2 separate regions of the Homo sapiens genome follow, and region 1 is linked to region 2. The links are chromatin loops, found by intact Hi-C in ENCODE. Cell type or tissue: pancreas. All regions are shown on one strand. Links, peaks and the distances in the headings refer to the core of each region. The heading gives the core; the rest is flanking DNA.

Evidence for each region. Hi-C counts contacts between places; a loop is a spot of excess contacts. Peaks named below come from ENCODE experiments on the same cell type or tissue, not always from the same donor. Only the 100,000 strongest peaks of a DNase experiment are listed, where the experiment ranks them.
Region 1: a loop joins it to region 2, with 6 times the contacts of the local background. A loop is called at or near these places in 1 of 110 quality-filtered maps.

Annotation. Positions count from the first base shown.
Region 1 is chr19:3,794,812-3,804,778 of GRCh38, forward strand. ZFR2 (zinc finger RNA binding protein 2) reads right to left here. Exons shown (of 19, transcript NM_015174.2): 19 at 9,213-9,967. It also overlaps a transcript of MATK not described here. Among named protein-coding and RNA genes, the nearest start is that of MATK, 13 kb to the left of the region's middle. In pancreas, for the core only: no CTCF peak of the experiment used is centred there; no DNase peak of the experiment used is centred there; H3K27me3 peaks cover 540 bases.
Region 2 is chr19:4,219,477-4,226,328 of GRCh38, forward strand. ANKRD24 (ankyrin repeat domain 24) reads left to right here. Exons shown (of 22, transcript NM_001393985.1): 19 at 115-282; 20 at 3,194-3,319; 21 at 4,651-4,716; 22 at 4,952-5,338. The coding sequence ends at 5,029. Among named protein-coding and RNA genes, the nearest start is that of EBI3, 6.6 kb to the right of the region's middle. In pancreas, for the core only: no CTCF peak of the experiment used is centred there; a DNase peak (open chromatin) is centred at 5,179.

The DNA of each region.
Region 1 (9,967 bases), core at 5,916-9,915, 420 kb before region 2:
CTGTCTCTCTAAAGGGCATGCTGGTCTCTGTCCCAACTACTCAGCTCTGCCATTTCAGGGACACCATAGATAACACAGAAGCCAAAGACCGTGGCTGCATTCCAATAAAACTTTATTTATGGACATGGACATTTGACTTTCATATTACTTTTCTTTTCTTTTGCTTTTTTTTTTTTTTTTTTTTGAGCTGGAGTCTCGCTCTGTTGCCCAGGCTGGAGTGCAGTGGCGTGATCTTGGCTCACTGCACGCTCCACCTCCCAGGTTCACACCATTGTCCTGCCTCAGTCTCCCATGTAGCTGGGACTACAGGCGCCCGCCACCACACCCGCCTAATTTTTTGCATTTTTAGTAGAGAAGGGATTTCATCGTGTTAGCCAGGATGGTCTCGATCTCCTGACCTCGTGATCCGCCCACCTCGGCCTCCCAAAGTGCTAGGATTATGGGCGTGAGCCACCAAGCCTGGCCTTTTTTTTTTTTTTGAGACAGAGTCTCACTCTGTTACCCAGGCTGGAATGCATTAACGTGATCTCGGCTCACTGCAACTTCTGCCTCCTGGGTTCAAGCAATTCTCATGTCTCAACCTCCCAAGTAGCTGGGATTACAGGCATGTGCCACCACACCCGGCTAATTTTTGTATTTTAGTAGAGATGGGTTTCATGTTGGCCAGGCTGGTCTTGAACTCCTGACCTTAGATGATCTGCCCACTTTGGCCTCCCAAAGTGCTGGGATTACAGATATGAGCCACCATGCCCGGCCTCATATGACTTTTCATATGTCATATAATATTGATTCCATTTTCCTCCAACTATTTACAAATGTAAAAAAACGATTTTAGCTGGAGGAGTTGTGCGGATACAGATGGCAGGTTGGACTTGGCCCTCAGACTGTAGTTTGCTCTCCGCTGCCTTCTCACAGTCTTTATTTTCTCATAAGTAGGTGCTTTTTTTTTTTTTTTTTTTTTTTTTTTTGAGATGGAATCTCACTGTTTCGTCCAGGCTGGAGTGCAGAGGCGTGATCTTGGCTCACTGCATCCTCCGCCTCCCAGGTTCAAGCTATTCTCCTGCCTCAGCCTCTTGAATAGCTAGGATTACAGGCACGCGCCATCACGCCTGGCTAATTTTTGTATTTTTAGTAGAGATGAGGTTTCACCATGTTGGCCAGGCTGGTCTCGAACTCCTGACCTCAAGTGATCTGCTTGCCTCGGCCTCCCAAAGTGCTGGGATTACACGTGTGAGCCACCAGCTGTATTTTTCAATCTGTTAAATTAAATGTGCTGATACTCATGGCATGTAATAAGCTCTCAAGAAGTGTTTAAAAAAATAAAACTCAAAATATATAAATAAAGCTCCTCAACTCAGCAATGAGCCTCTCAAGGGTAAGTATATTCTTGTTGGTATGAATAGCAGCTGATATTTATAGGGTGTTTTACTGTGTGCTGAAGACAAAGCAATATAATGTCCCACTCCTCAGGGGTTGCTGTTGCTGTTTTCAGGTATTTACCTCCATAGTTCCAAGTAATGTGTTTTACACATCCCTTGATTTATCAGTTGGATGTTGTCCATTGACTTCCTATTCCAGAAGGTCAAGATTTAGCTCTCTTAGGCATTCTGCTCCCCCAACAGTTAAATCACAATTTTTGCTTAAATGAAAATTCAGTGCTTATAGTATATATATTAATATAAATATTATTGACAGTGGAGCAATGTATACTAAGAACATTATTTTCTGGGACCTGCTTTTTTATTTCCCTGGAGTTAGTCATCGCCTTGGTTTTATGTGTCTGTGACTCTTTCCCCCAGCCTCTCCACCAGAACTGACATCTCCACTCAGGACTTTCTCCTACTGCCCAGCTGTGATCCTGGCCCCTCTCTTCTTCGGCACAAGGGGATTCTTAGATATAGCTCCTGTTTCTTGGGTGTGGGTCTCCCTGTTTCTTGGTTTGGTCCCTTGTTTTAGGAATGTGCTCCCCCTAGGGTTTCCAGAGAAAGTGTTTTCCTCCTACTCTCCTGGGTAATTAGAGGTTTGGCTGACAGTATTGTAGGTGGATACTTTTCTTTTGCCCAATGTTTTCCAGCTTCTAGTCTTGGGCAGCTGAATGATCAGAAGTTGTCCTGTTTCCTCATACTTTGCCTGTCCCATGGTTAATTTCTGTCTCTCTCTCTCTCTTTCTGGAAGCTTGTAGAATCTTCTTGTTCCCTACATCCTGCACTTTCACAGTGGTGGGTTTGGTGTGGGTCTGTTTTCAACCATTGTGCTGAGTACTTGGTGGGCTCTTTCCTGTGTTCTCTTCCTGGCAAACTTTCTTGAATGATATCATTGGTGATTTCTTCCACTTTGGTTTCTCTGGCGTGTTTGTGGAACACGTTATTGTCATAGGGTGGACTTCTTGGATTGATGTTTTCATTTTCTTGCCTACCTTCCCCCCCACCCCCCCACTTTCTACTTTTTCTTCCAACCCTTCTATTGACATTTTAATTTTGACTATTAATTTTTTTTTTTTTTTGAGACAGGGTCTCACTCTGTTGCTCAGGCTGGAGTGCAGTGGTGCAATCACAGCCCACTGCAGCCTCGACCTCCTGGGCTCAAGTGATCCTCCTGCCTCAGCCTCCCAAGTAGCTGGGACTACAGGTGCCTGCCACCATGCTGGCTAATTTTTTTGATTTTTAGTCTCACTATGTTTCCCAGGCTGGTTTCAAACTCCTGAGCTCAAACAATCTGCCTGCCTCAGCCTCCTGGAGTGTTGGGATTACAGGCATGCACCACCACACCCAGTGACTGTCAGAGTTTTAATTTCCAAGAGCTCTTTCTGGTTCTTTTACCGTTCCTCTTTAAAGGACAAACTTGGCTGTGTGTGGTGGCTCACGGAGCTCAGGAGTTTGAGACCAGCCTGGGCAACATAGTGAGACCCCAATCTCCAAATAATATGTAAATAAATAAAAGAATTTCTTGGCCCAGTGCAGTGGCTCACACCTGTAATCCCAGCACTTTAGGAGTCTGAGGCTGATGGGTCACCAGAGGTCAGGAGTTCGAGACCAGGCTGGCCAACATGGTGAAACCCCATCTCTACTAAATATACAAAAATTAGCCGGGCATGGTGGCTCATGCCTATAATCCCAGCTACTTGGGAGGCTAAAGGAGGAGAATCGCTTGAACCTGGGAGGTGAAGTTTGCAGTGAGCCAAGAACACATCACTGTACTCCAGCCTGGGTGACAGAGGGAGACTCCATCTCAAAAAATAAAAAATAAAAATAAATAATAAATAAATAAGTAAATAAATAAAGGCAAACTTATACTTGTTTCCTGGCTGTTATATCCTCTATGAGCTCTCCGAGGATAAGATGCATACAGGTTTTGTTTTTTTCTGTTCTGTGTTTGAATCAGGAACATAAGGATTTTTCTAGAACTGTTTTCTTCTGCCCTCTTTGTCTCTCCTTCAGGTTACTTTTCTTTTCTCTTTGTGGGTTTTGGTCTCTCTGTTGACTAACAATTATGATGGAGTGCTACAGAGCTGACGGAAGCCTCCTCACCACAGGGCGGCCTCACTGTGGGGTGGTTGGCGGGTGGGGGTGGGGGTCACTGGGCAGGAATCCCGAAACATTGGCAGCATCTGGAAGGCTTTTCTCATAGCCTGGCATCCAGCGTTCTAGAAGCCACAAGAGGTTAGACATCTGGGGTTGTGACTTTAATGGCCTGGATTTTTTATTTTTTTTATTTTTTTGAGACAGAGTTTTGCTCTTATTGCCCAGGCTGGAGTGCAATGGCACAGTGTCAGTTCACTGCAATCTCTGCTTCCCAGGTTCAAGTGATTCTCCTGCCTCAGCCTCCCAAGGCTGGGATTACAGGCATGTGCCACCAAGCCTGGCTAATTTTTTTTTTTTTTGGTAGAGACGGGATTTCACCATGTTGGTCAGGCTGGTCCTGAACTCCTGACCTCAGGTGATGCACCTGCCTCAGCCTCCCAAAGTGCTGGGATTACAGGCGTGAGCCACCGTGCCCGGCCTGTTTTTTTTTTAAGGCAGGGTCTCACTCTGTCGTACAGGATGGAGTGCAGTGGCGTGATCATAGGTCACTGCAGCCTCAACCTCCAGGGCTCAAGTGATCCTCCTGCCTCAGCCTCTCAAGTAGCTGGGACTATAGGCATGCATCATCATACCTGGCTATTTTTTTTTTTTTTTCAGAGATGGGGTCTTGGTATGTTGCCCAGGCTGGTCTCAAACTCCTGGGCTCAAGTGATCCTCCCGCCTTAGTCTCCCAAAGTGCTGGGATTACAAGCATGAGCCACTGCACTTGGCCTTAATAGCCCATTTGCACAGCCCCTCATCCCTGCCCTCCATGGCGCCTGGGTCCCTGTGCCTGAACCTTTCTGTGCAGCAAGCATTTTAAAATGCATTTTCTTACTGAATTCTCCTCACAGCTCTCTGCACAGTTGGGGACTACCAGTTTGACCCCAATTTTATGGAAGCTTAAGGCGGTAACATGAGCTGTCCCCACACTCCATAGCTGATAAGTTAAAGGGCCACGCTGTGACTAGAGCCCAGAGTCACCCTCACTGCGTGAAGTGACGGCTTCTGGCTCATCCTTGGGTGTCCCAAGGAAGGCAGTGAGTGTTTGCTGATTGTCTATGGAATAAATGTCAACATCCTCAATGGGAGAAATAGGGAAACCACATGAATGAAGGCCCAGCACACATCACAGGTGTTCAACACACAGACGGAATTAATGAGCAACTGAAAGAACAGGAGTTGAGGCCGGGTGTGGTGGCTCACGCCTGTAATCCCAGCACTTTGGGAGGCTGAGGCAGGTGGATCACCTGGGGTCAGGAGTTCGAGACCAGTCTGGGCAACGCAGTGAAACCCCATCTCTGCTAAAATACAAAAAAATTAGCTGGGTGTGGTGGTGGGCGCCTGTGGTCCCAGCTACTTGGGAGGCTGAGGCAGGAGAATCACTTGAACCCAGGAGGCAGAGGTTGCAGTGAGCTGAGATCACACCATTGCACTTGAGCCTGGGTGACAGAGCGAGACCTTGTCTCAAAGAAAAATAAGATGTGTCAGCCGGGCGCGGTGGCTCACGCCTGTAATCCCAGCACTTTGGGAGGCTGAGGCGGGAGGATCACGAGGTCAAGAGATCGAGACCATCCTGGCTGACACGGTGAAACCCCGTCTCTACTAAAAATACAAAAAATTAGCTGGGTGTGGTTGCAGGCGCCTGTAGTCCCAGCTACTCGGGAGGCTGAGGCAGGAGAATGGCGTGAACCCGGGAGGCGGAGCCTGCAGTGAGCCGAGATTGTGCCACTGCGCTCCAGCCTGGGCAACAGAGCGAGACTCCGTCTCAAAAAAAAAAAAAAGAAAAAAAGGAAAAAAGAAAAATAAAATGTGTCTTGTAGGGTCATGAGAAGAATTAAATTAGATAATAAGCACACAGTAAATAGGTGATGAATCAATGTCGTTATAATACCAAGTGAAGAAAAGCAGGAAGCAAGATGGTAAAAATGACCCACCCATAAACAACAGGGCATTAAAGAATAGAGAGCAGGATGGCCGGGCGTGGTGGCTCAGCCCTGTAGTCCCAGCACTTTGGGAGGCCAAGCACTTTGGGAGGCCGAGGAGGGCGAATCATCTGAGGTCAGGAGTTTGAGACCAGCCTGACCAACGTGGTGAAACCCCATCTCTACTAAAAATGCAAAAATTAGCTGGGCGTGGTGGCAGGTGCCTGTAATCCCAGCTACTCAGGAGGCTGAGGCAGGAGAATCGCCTGAACCCAGGAGGCGGAGGTTGTGGTGAGCCGAGATTGCGCCACTGCACTCCAGCCTGGGCAACGGGAGCAAAACTCCGTCTTCAGAAAAAAAAAGGAAAAGAAAGCAGAAGGGAAATGGAGTGTTCACAGTAGCTGATAATTTTGTGGTTGTTTTGTGATTGTTTTGTTTTCCTTCTTCCATTTTTCTGGATTGTCCAAGTTTTTCATAATGGGAAAAACCCAATTCATGAGTAAAAACATTTATGTGGAAAAACACATGTAACAAAATTTGCCATCTTAATCATTTTTTATTTTTATTTATTTATGTATTTTTGAGACAGAGTGTCGCTCTGTCATCCACGCTGGAGTGCAGTGGCGCAATCTCGGCTCACTACAACCTTGGTCTCCAGGTTCAAGCGATTCTCCTGCCTCAGCCTCCTGAGTAGCTGGGATTACAGGTGCCCACCACCACGCCCGGCTGATTTTTGTATTTTTAGTACAGACGGGGTTTCGAACTCCTGACCTCAAGTAATCCGCCCGCCTCGGCCTCTCAAAGTGTTGGGATGACAGGCGTGAGCCACCGCGCCCGGCCGATGCTTCCTAATGCATTTCGTTTGCAAAATTTGGGAGTGACCGTTTTCTACCCAGAGGTGGCTTCTCCACCTTAACCAGGAAAGCGGGTCTTAATCCGATCACCTGAGACACCTTCTCAGTCCCAGAAGCTAAACTAGGGAGGCATCCCGGGACAAGACGGGCAACAATCTTTTCCCAAACGACCCCCGAGCCTGGCCAGGGAGATGCTGCCTGCAAGGCTGACTGTGACTGGGCCGGGGGACTCAGGGCATCTTAGCGGCCGCCTCTCGCTCCTGTCCGTGACCTTGCAGATGCAGGTGACAGCCTGCCCTTCCGTTTTTGTCTTTCCAGTCCCGCCTGCCGGATTGGGTTCCAGCCCTGCCCACACGCCCGGTACATCCCGCCTACACTCACCGATGTCGCCTAGCAACCCGGCTCGCAGCTAGCATCCGCAACCGAGGTCCCCGCGCTCCAGTTCTCTGGCGGGGAGGGAGAGGGGTGTTGCTTCTCCAGCCCCCTGCAGCCTGGTGTCTTCCTGCCACCCGCCGGCCTGCTCCGGGAACCGCGGCCTGGTGGGACGAGGGTTGCGGAGGACGGGTCAGGAGCGACCGCGTTTCAGGCCCGTGGACTCCGCAGCCCAGACGGTCCATCCATCTGCACCGAATCCCTTCGCTAACCAACTGCTTGATTTTGCTGTCGCGCCGCCTAAACTTGGTTTTTTGGAGTTGCTAGGAGGGCCGACTTAACTCTTTGTCAGCCGGGCTGGTTTTCACCCACCTGGTGGCAGGAATCCTGTTTGCCTTCCCCGGGAGCCAGGGATGGGAACGGGAACTGTGGGTGGGAGGCTTCCGAGAGCCGCCTCTCCCGGGGCATAAGGAAGGAAGCGGGGCTGCAGGTACCGCCTGGGGTTCACAGCAGGGGACGAGGTGCCTCCCACCAGGGGCTGCTGTGATCGCCAGGCCTGCCAGGGTGTGCCCCTTCCCCTGTCCCTTCCCTCTGTCCCCACAGCCTTGGCTGGAGTCCCTCACCGGTAACGAGACAGAGACAAATGGTGTTCTCTGTCTTTCTGAGACAGAGTTTTGCTCCTGTTGCCCAGGCTGGAGTGCAATGGCGTGATCTCAGTTCACCACAACTTCTGCCTCCCGGGTTCAAGCGATTCTCCTGCCTCAGCCTTCCAAGTAGCTGGGATTACAGGTGCCCGCCACCACACCCAACTAATTTTTGGTATTTTTAGTAGAGACAGGGTTTCACCACGTGGGCCAGGCTGGTCTCGAACTCCTGACCTCAAGTGATCCGCTCGCCTTGGCCTCCCAAAGTGCTGGGATTACAGGCACATGCCACTGCACCCGGCCGACAAATGGTATTCTCATAACCACCAGAAAGAGACACGTCCTCTGGTGTCAGAGCGTGGCTCTGAGCACTGAGACCGACTCAGTTGCTAGCGTCCACCTGGCCTGCCCGAGATCTGGGAATACAGTGGTGATCCAATTGATGGTGAGAGGCTTCCTGACAGGCAGAGAGTTCACATTCTCAAGGGGAAGACAGATACCAAATCGTTTCAAAGATGCATGGTTTAAAGTCAAGGAATAGGCCAGGCGCGGTGGCTCACGCCTATAATCCCAGCACTTTGGGAGGCTGAGGTGGGCGGATCACCTGAGGTCAGGAGTTTGAGACCAGCCTGGCCAACATGGTGAAACCCCGTCTCTACTAAAAATACAAAAAATTAGCTGGGCGTGGTGATGTAGGCCTGTAGTCCCAGCTACTCGGGTGGCTGAGGTGGAATAATCACTGGAACTCAGGAGGCGAGGTTGCAGTGAGCTGAGATCGAGCTGCTGCACTCCAGCCTGGGAGACAGAGACCCTGTCTCAAAAAAAAAAAAAAAAAAAAAAGGTGGAACTGGAATTGACAAGACATCCTCATGGATTGGCCGGGAGCACAGAGGAATCCAGGAGGCCTCCCTGGTTGTGCTGGCTGTCACCTTGAGCCCTGGGCAAATGGCGGTGCTGCTGCCGCGATGCTGACGGAGAGAGGGGCTGTGTGTGGACGGAGTGTGTAGCAAGGGAGTGAAGTTCCCAAGAAATCTGGGATAGAGTGGAAAGCAGGAGAGAGGGTGTGAGGTGGAGGAGGACGGTGGCCTAGAGGCCGCCTGCCCTCCGGGGAGGCTTAACCAGCAATTCCTGTTGCTGACAGATAATCCCTGCTAGAAGGGGACCCCTCGGTGGCTCCCCACCCCCCTCCTTTGGCCTGGGCCTGAAACAGCGGTCCCTGCACACCCAGCCCCTGCCACTCCCGTCCCGCCGCCCCCACCCTGCATCTGCCTCCTCCCCCACCCTGCATCTGCCTCCTCCCCACTCTGCTCCCCGCCTGCCCCCCGTCCCAAACACTGCCAGGGAAGCCCTGTGGGCTGGAAACTGTCACGAAACTCTTCCACTGTGACCAGGTCTCAGCATCTGAACACCCTCCGCCCGCCTTCTGAGGGTTTGGGAATGTGGCGGGGGAAGCACTCTGTGGGCAGAGGCATCTCTCCCAAACTCAGCGTAGTTGCCTCCTCCTCCAGGAAGCCCTCGGGGAGCCTCCAGAGCATCTCACTGTGTGTCTCTAGGATGGGGCCAGGGGAACCCTCAAGGACCGAGGCAGAGAGCTGGGTTATGGGAGGCGTTGAGATGAATGATTCTCAGCCGGTGTGTCTGTGTTCCCAGGGGACCCTTGTGAGGGGACAGCCTGAGGATGCCCACACCTTGGGGAGCAGCCACTGAGCAGTGCCAGCCCCTTGGGCCCCTCCCAGTCCACATTTGGGCTGCAGGGTTTCTGGGAGACCCCCACCCGGGACCCTGAGAAGGAGGTGAAGAGCCCAGCATTTGGGGTCACCTGCACCCCGCAGGAAGGACGGCACGGCTCACACAAAAGACAAATGATTTCCTTTATTCCCCCTGCCTCCCAATTTCCAGGTAGCTCTACAAAGACATTCAGACAGAGCCACATGCAGGCTGTCCTTCAAACACAGAGAAACAAAACTGAGCCACTGGCTGGAGATCACATCTGCCCAAAGGTGGACTTTTCTCATTCAATGCCACTGGGCAGCTGGCCAAAGAAAAAAAAACTGACCAAGCGGAAGGTTTGAACAGGTTGGGGTGGGGACTCAGAAGGGGGTGCCCCCACATCCATCAGTGCCAGGAGGCGCCTGCCCACCATGGCCAGCATCCACAAGACGGCGGCCCCTCCCCGGGTCCCCCAGGCACGGGTCCCGGGCCCTGCTACCACAAGGGGGGATTGGGGACCCCCTGCCTCAGGGCCAGCCAAGGCCTACATCAGGGAGAGAGGGAGGAAGGAAGGACGGAAGCTCAAATCCAGGCCTCAGTGACACATGGCAGAGTGGGTTTTCTCTGTGAAAGGCACTCAGTGGTACAGGGCTCGGGGCGGGGGGTGGGTGGGGGTGCCTCTGGGCTCCGGGTCTGACTGTCCAGCACAGCTGTTCCCGGGGGAGGCCCAGCCAGGATCCTCATCGCCCGTCGGCGTGTCCACCTGGCCCTGTGGCTCTCCCCACAGGGGACGAGCCTGGCTCAGGCCCTGCTGACATCCTGGCTGTGGAGGTGGGTGGGGGGTCTGTTTGGAGCAGGCTGGGCTGGGGGCGTGGGGATGCCGGCTGGGAGCTCCCCTGGGC
Region 2 (6,852 bases), core at 2,853-6,852:
TCTTAAAAAAAATCCAAAAACAAAAGAACAAAGTAGAAGGATCATATGAATTCTGGGGTCTAGCATCATTGGAGTCTTAGTGTCCTGAGAGTCATGCGTGGGCTTGGGCCACAGGTGCAGCGTGAGGCCCTGTTCATGAAGAGTGAGCGACACGCAGCCGAGGCACAGCTGGCCACAGCAGAGCAGCAGCTACGGGGGCTACGGACCGAGGCGGAAAGGGCTCGCCAGGCCCAGAGCCGGGCCCAGGAGGCTCTGGACAAGGCCAAGGAGAAGGACAAGAAGGTGGGTGCCCCCTCTCCCACACTCAGTCAGGGAGGCATCCACTCAGCAAAGGTTGGGGCCAATCTACGAAGGTCCTCACTGCAAGGGCCTTGGAAAATCAACCCATTTTCCAGAAGGGAAACTGAGGCTCAGAAACGGAAGGGGACCTGGTTACAGCCTCTGACAAGTCAGACACACACAGGCTGCTGTTCCAGGTACCAATTATAACCACAGTTACATTTATTTTATTTTTTTACTTGAGACGGAGTCTCGCTCTGTCGCCCAGGCTGGAGTGCAGTGGCATGATCTCGGCTCACTGCAACCTCTGGGTTCAAGCAATTCTCGTGCCTCAGCCTCCCGAGCAGCTGGGATTACAGGCATGCGACACCACACCCAGCTAATTTTTTATATTTTTAGTAGAGATGGGGTTTCGTCACGTTGGCCAGGCTGGTCTCGAACTCCTGAGCTCAAGTGATCCGCCTGCCTCAGCCCCCAAAAGGGCTGGGGTTACAGGCGTGAGCCACTGCGTCTGTCTCCACAGTTACATTTATTGAGTGCTTACTGCATGCCAGGCCCTGTGGACTGGATGCATTTAGTCACATCCAGTTCTCACAGGATAGGGGCTTTTATTATCCCCATTTGAGGAAACAGAAGCACAGAGAGGTGAAGTCACTTGCCTAAGGTCACACAGCCATGCAGTCTTTCAGCTGGGTTTGTACCCACGTTCCCACGTTTCGTTCCTAAACAATACTAATGATGATAACAACAGCCTCCAGGTGTTAGATTGGGAATTTTTCACACATTACCTTTTTTTATTGTTGTTTTGTTTTTTTCTGAGGCAGAGTCTTGCTCTGTCACCCAGACTGGAGTGCAGTGGCGTGATCTTGGCTCACTGTAAACTCTGCCTCCCGGGTTCACGCCATTCTCCTGCCTCAGCCTCCCGAGTAGCTGGGACTACAGGCGCCTGCCACCACGCCCGGCTAATTTTTTTGTATTTTTAGCAGAGATGGGGTTTCACCATGTTAGCTGGGATGGTCTCAATCTCCTGACCTCGTGATCCGCCTGCCTCGGCCTCCCAGAGTGCTGGGATTACAGGCGTGAGTCACCGCGACCGGCCTCACACATTACCATTTTTAATCTTCCTGCAACGCTAAAAGCCAGAAAGCTTTTTTTTTTTTTGGCAGAGTCTCACTTTGTCACCCAGGCTGGAGTGCAGTGGTGCAATCTCAGATCATTGCAGCTTCGACCTCCTGGGTTCAAGCGATCTTCCTGCCTCAGCCTCCTGAGTAGCCAGGACTACAGGTTACAGGTGTGTGCCATCATGCCTGGCTAATTTTTTTGTTTCTTTCTTTTTTTTTTGAGAGAAAGTTTCACTCTGTCGCTCAGGGTGAAGTACAGTGGCATGATTTTGGCTCACTGCAACCTCACCTCCCGGGTTCAAGAGATTCTCCTGCCTAGCCTCCCGAGTAGCTGGGACTGCAGGCGAGTGCCACCACACCCAGCTAATTTTTGTATTTTTAGTAGAGACTGGGTTTCACCATGTTGGCCAGGCTGGTCTCGAACTCCCGACCTCAGGTGATTCAGCCTCCCAAAGTGCTGGGATTACAGTCATGAGCCACCGTGCCTGGCCTGTTTTTTTTTGCTTTTGTTTGTTTGTTTGTTTGTTTGTTTGGTAAGAGATGGGGTTTCACCATATTGCCCAGGTTGGTCTCAAACTCTTGAGCTCAAGCGATCTGTCTGCCTCAGCCTCCCAAAGTGGTAGGATGACAGGCGTGAGCCACCGCACCTGGTTTCAGAAAGTATTTTTGTCCCCATTTTCCAGATAAGCAAACCAAAGCTTTAAGAGATGAAGTGAGTGGCTCAAAGTCACGCAACATGTCACTGGACAGGAGACGAGACACCCAGAGTCCCAGGCGCTTCAGCATAAAGAATGACCCAGCCTCGACTCACTGTGGGACCTTAGACCAGACACTTCACCTCTCTGAGCTTCAGTTTCCCCTCTGTAAAGGGAGGGCAAAATTGCAGTTAGGATGATGGTTTATCTGTAGCCTGGTTTCTTCCCTTGCACACTGTGGACATAGGAGCGGGATCATTTCCTGGGCTGGGGCCATCTGGGCATTGTAGGGGACTGAGCAGCGTCCTTGACCTCTACCCACTCCAAGCCAAGAGCTCCTCCAAGTCGTGACAACCACAGATGTCCCCACACAACACCCAGTGTCCCCTTGGGGGGCAGAATTGCCTCAAGTTGAGAACCCCAGATCTATAGTAATAATAAGGCCCGGCATTTATTGAGTGCCTACTGTTGACTAGGCACAGTTTAAACTTAATCTCTGTGCAGGATCACAGCAACTACTAAGTTAAGAACTATTGGCCGGGCGCGGTGGCTCACGCCTGTAATCCCAGCACTTTGGGAGGCCCAGGCAAGTGGATCACCTGAGGTCAGGAGTTCAAGACCAGCCTGGCCAACATGGCGAAACCCCGTCTCTACTAAAAATAGAAACATTAGCCAGATGTGGTGATGGGCACCTGTAGTCCCAGCTACTCAGGAGGCTGAGGCAGGAGAATTGCTTGAACCTGGGAGGCGGAAGTTGTAGTGAGCTGAGATCACACCACTGCACTCCAGCCTGGGCAACAGAGCGAGACTCTGTCTCAAAAAGAAACAAACAAAAACAAAAAAATGTGAAAACCAACCTTAGCTTGTGGGTTGTATAAAAACAGGCTGTGTTGGTAACCATAAGCATCTAAAATATAAATAAATACAATTAAAACAGGCTGTGGGCCAGACGTGGCCCTCAGGCCAGAGTTTGCTAACCCCAGGGACGGGACCTTCCCTTGAAAGCCTTTATCCCTGGCCTCTTCCTGCGGCTGCAGAGAGGTCCTCAGCCCCCAGCTCTGGGCTTAGGGTGATCGCTGACAGCACCTGCACCCTCAGATCACAGAACTCTCCAAAGAAGTCTTCAATCTTAAGGAAGCCTTGAAGGAGCAGCCGGCCGCCCTCGCCACCCCTGAGGTGGAGGCTCTCCGTGACCAGGTGAAGGATTTACAGCAGCAGCTGCAGGTAAGGACTGGGCCACGCAGGGGCCAGGGGACCATCAGGGTGGAGGAGTCCAAATATTTACCAATCAGCACAGCGCAGGTGGGAATCCCAGGAGAGGGGCTGGGGTAGGCAGGTGGGGTCCACATCACATGCACGGCATGGCCAGGAAATACTTCCTTTATTTTTTTTGAGACAGGGTCTCACTCCATCGCCCAGGCTGGAGTGCAGTGGCACAATCTCAGCTCACTGCAGCCTCCACCTTCCGGGTTTAAGCAATTTTCATGCCTTAGCGTCCTGCGTAGCTGGAATTACAGGCACGCACCACCACACCCAGCTAATTTTTGTATTTTTAGTAGAGATGGAGTTTCACCATGTTGGCAAGGCTGGTCTTGAACTCCTGGGCTCGCATAAGCCTCCCAAAACGCTGGGATTACAGGCATAAGCCACTGCTCCTGGCCGCCCTCTGCCTTTTTTTTGGACATAGGATCTTGCTCTATTAGGCTGGAGTGCAGTGGTGCAATCATAGCTCACTGAGCAGCCTCAAACTCCTGGCCTCAAGCAGTTCTCCACCTCAACCTCCCAAAGTGCCTGGCCATACATATATATATATATATATATATATATATATTTTTTTTTTTTTTTTTTTGAGCCAGTCTCACTCTGTCACCCAGGCTGGAGTGCAGTGACACGATCTTGGCTCACTGCAACCTCTGCCTCCCGGCTCCCGGGTTCAAGTGATTCTCCTGCCTCAGCTTCCTGACTAGCTGGGACTACAGGTGTGAGCCACCTTGCCTGGGAAATTTTTTGTTTTTTTTGAGTCTCACTTTGTCACTCAGGCTGGAGTGCAGTGCACGATCTCAGCTCACTGCAACCTCCGCCTCCCGGGTTCAAGCGATTCTCCTGCCTTAGCCTCCTGAGTAGCTGGGACTACAGGCATGTGCCACCACTCCCGGCTAATTTTTTTTACTTTTAGTAAAGACGGGGTTTCACCATGTTAGCCAGGGTGGTCTTGATCTCTTGACCCTGTTATCCGCCCGCCTTGGCCTCCCAAAGTGCTGGGATTACAGGTGTGAGCCACTGCACCTGGCCAATTTTTGTATTTTTAGTAGAGACGGGATTTTACCATGTTGGTCCAGGCTGGTCTTGAACTCCTGACCTCAAGTGAGCCACCCACCTCAGCCTCCCAAAGTGCTGGGATTACAAATGTATGCCACTATGCCCCGCCATATTTTCATATTTTAGCAGTCGGCCATCAACGTACAGGCTTGGGGTGCAAAGGGTGCTTTTTGGTGTGTTTTGCTCAGTGGGGAGGTGCTCCTGCTCTTCTGAGCGCCCCTTCCTCATGCCCACAGGAAGCTGCCAGGGACCACTCCAGCGTGGTGGCTTTGTACAGAAGCCACCTCCTATATGCCATTCAGGTGAGTGGCCCAGCTCCTGGGTACCCGGTGGCTTTGGGCATACCACTGTTGCTCTCTGAGCCTCAGTTTCCCCTTCTGTACAGTGGGAGGCTGGTCTGGGGAGAGGTTCGTGGCATGTGGGAGCCCCCCTGTGTGCATTTCCCTCCTGGCTGGCTTGGTCTATGGGAGTGGTGGAGGGACTTGGGGCAGCCATGGAGGGTATACTCAGGGTCTTCCTCTACTCCCCCAACCCTAGGGCCAGATGGATGAAGATGTGCAGCGGATTCTCAGCCAGATTCTGCAGATGCAGAGACTCCAGGCTCAGGGCCGCTGAGAAAGGCCAGGCCCAGTGGCTACACTGACCACACCCACGCAGGGACCTCACCCCCCTGCAGGCCCCTTGCAGACCGGCTTCACTTGGCTTCACTTGGCCCTATCCAGGCCCATGCACTTGGAGACCAGCCTGGTTCCCTGCCCGACCACCCCCAGCTGGCTCCATCACCCCACCTGGTCTCTGCACGCACACACTGGTCAGTCTGGACCCGGGCCGTGACTGCCCCTCCCCCACCACCGGAGACTGTGATTCCCTGTGTCCTCCACATCCAGACGCCAGCCCAGGAATAAAGGCATTCTGTGCACAGGGCCAACGCGTGCCGTCTCGTTGCTGGGCTTCCACTGCGGGGAGCGGAGAGGGTGGCCCAGAAAAGGAAGCGCTCACACCCCTCCCCACCTACCCCACGCCACAAATCAGCCATCAGGATAAACCCCATCTTTTTTCTTTCTTTTTTTTTTTTTTTTTTGAGATAGAGTCTCGCTCTGCCGCCCAGGCTGGAGTGCAGTGGCGCCATCTCGGCTCACTGCAAGCTCTGCCTCCTGGGTTCACGCCATTCTCCTGCCTCAGCCTCCCAAGTAGCTGGGACTACAGGCGCCCGCCACCACGCCCGGCTAATTTTTTATATTTTTAGTAGAGACGGGTTTCACCATGTTAGCCAGGATGGTCAATTTCCTGACCTCATGATCCACCCGCCTTGGCCTCCCAAAGTGCTGGGATTACAGGCTTGAGCCACCGCACCTGGCCTCTTTTATTTTTTTTTATGCGGAGTCTCCCTCTGTCACCCAGGCTGGAGTGCAGTGGAGTAATCTCGACTCACTACAACCTCTGCCTCCCGGGTTCAGGTGATTCTCCTGCCTCAGCCTCCCGAGTAACTAAGATTACAAGGCATGTGCCACCACACCCGGCTCATTTTTGTATTTTTAGTAGAGACAGGGTTCCACCATGTTCGCCAGGCTGGTCTCGAACTCCTGACTTCAGGTGATCCATCCGCCTTGGCCTCCCAAAGTGCTGGGAATACAGGCATGAGCCATGGTGCCCGGCCTTTGGATAAACTCCATCTTAATGCAATATTTCAAAAAGGCAAAATGGGTGCAAAAAAAGTGCATGCTGAACTAAGTATGGAAATGTTAAAGAAAGGCAGGCTTGGCCGGGTGCGGTGGCCCATGCCTATAATCCCAGCATTTTGGGAGACCAATGTGGGAGGATCTCTTGAGCCCAGGAGTTGAAGACCAGCCTGGGCAACATGGGGAAACCCCCATCTCTATCAAAAATACAAAAATTAGCTGGGCATGGTGGCGCGCACTTGTGGTCACAGCTACTCAGGAGGCTGAGGAGGGAGGACCGCTTGAGTGCAGCAGTTAGAGGCTGTTGCACTTCAGCCTGGGTGACAGGGCAAGACCCTGCCTCTAAAAAAAGATTTAAAAAAAAAAAAAAAGGAAAGAAAGATACTTTCCTAAATCCTAAGGCTGGCCATGGTGGAAGCCCCCTACCCCCAGCCTCTCCCTGCCCCTTGGCAACTCCCCCGAAATCCCCACGGGTTTCTTGGCATTTTTCAGCAAACAGAGGGGAGGCAGGAGTGGGAGCGGGGATCCCCGAGCCTGTCCAGCCTGCCCCTGGGGGTTTCCTTGTTCCTGGGCATCCTGATCGCTGGGATATCTGCGGTGGCAGCTGCCTCCCCTGGCCTGCGCTCCTGTGTCTCTCTCTGTCTCTCTTCTCCATGTCTCTGTCTCTCTCTTTTTTTTTTTTTGAGATAGATTTTCGCTCTTATTGCCCAGACTAGAGTGCAATGATGCGATCTCGGCTCTCTGCAACCTCCACCTCCC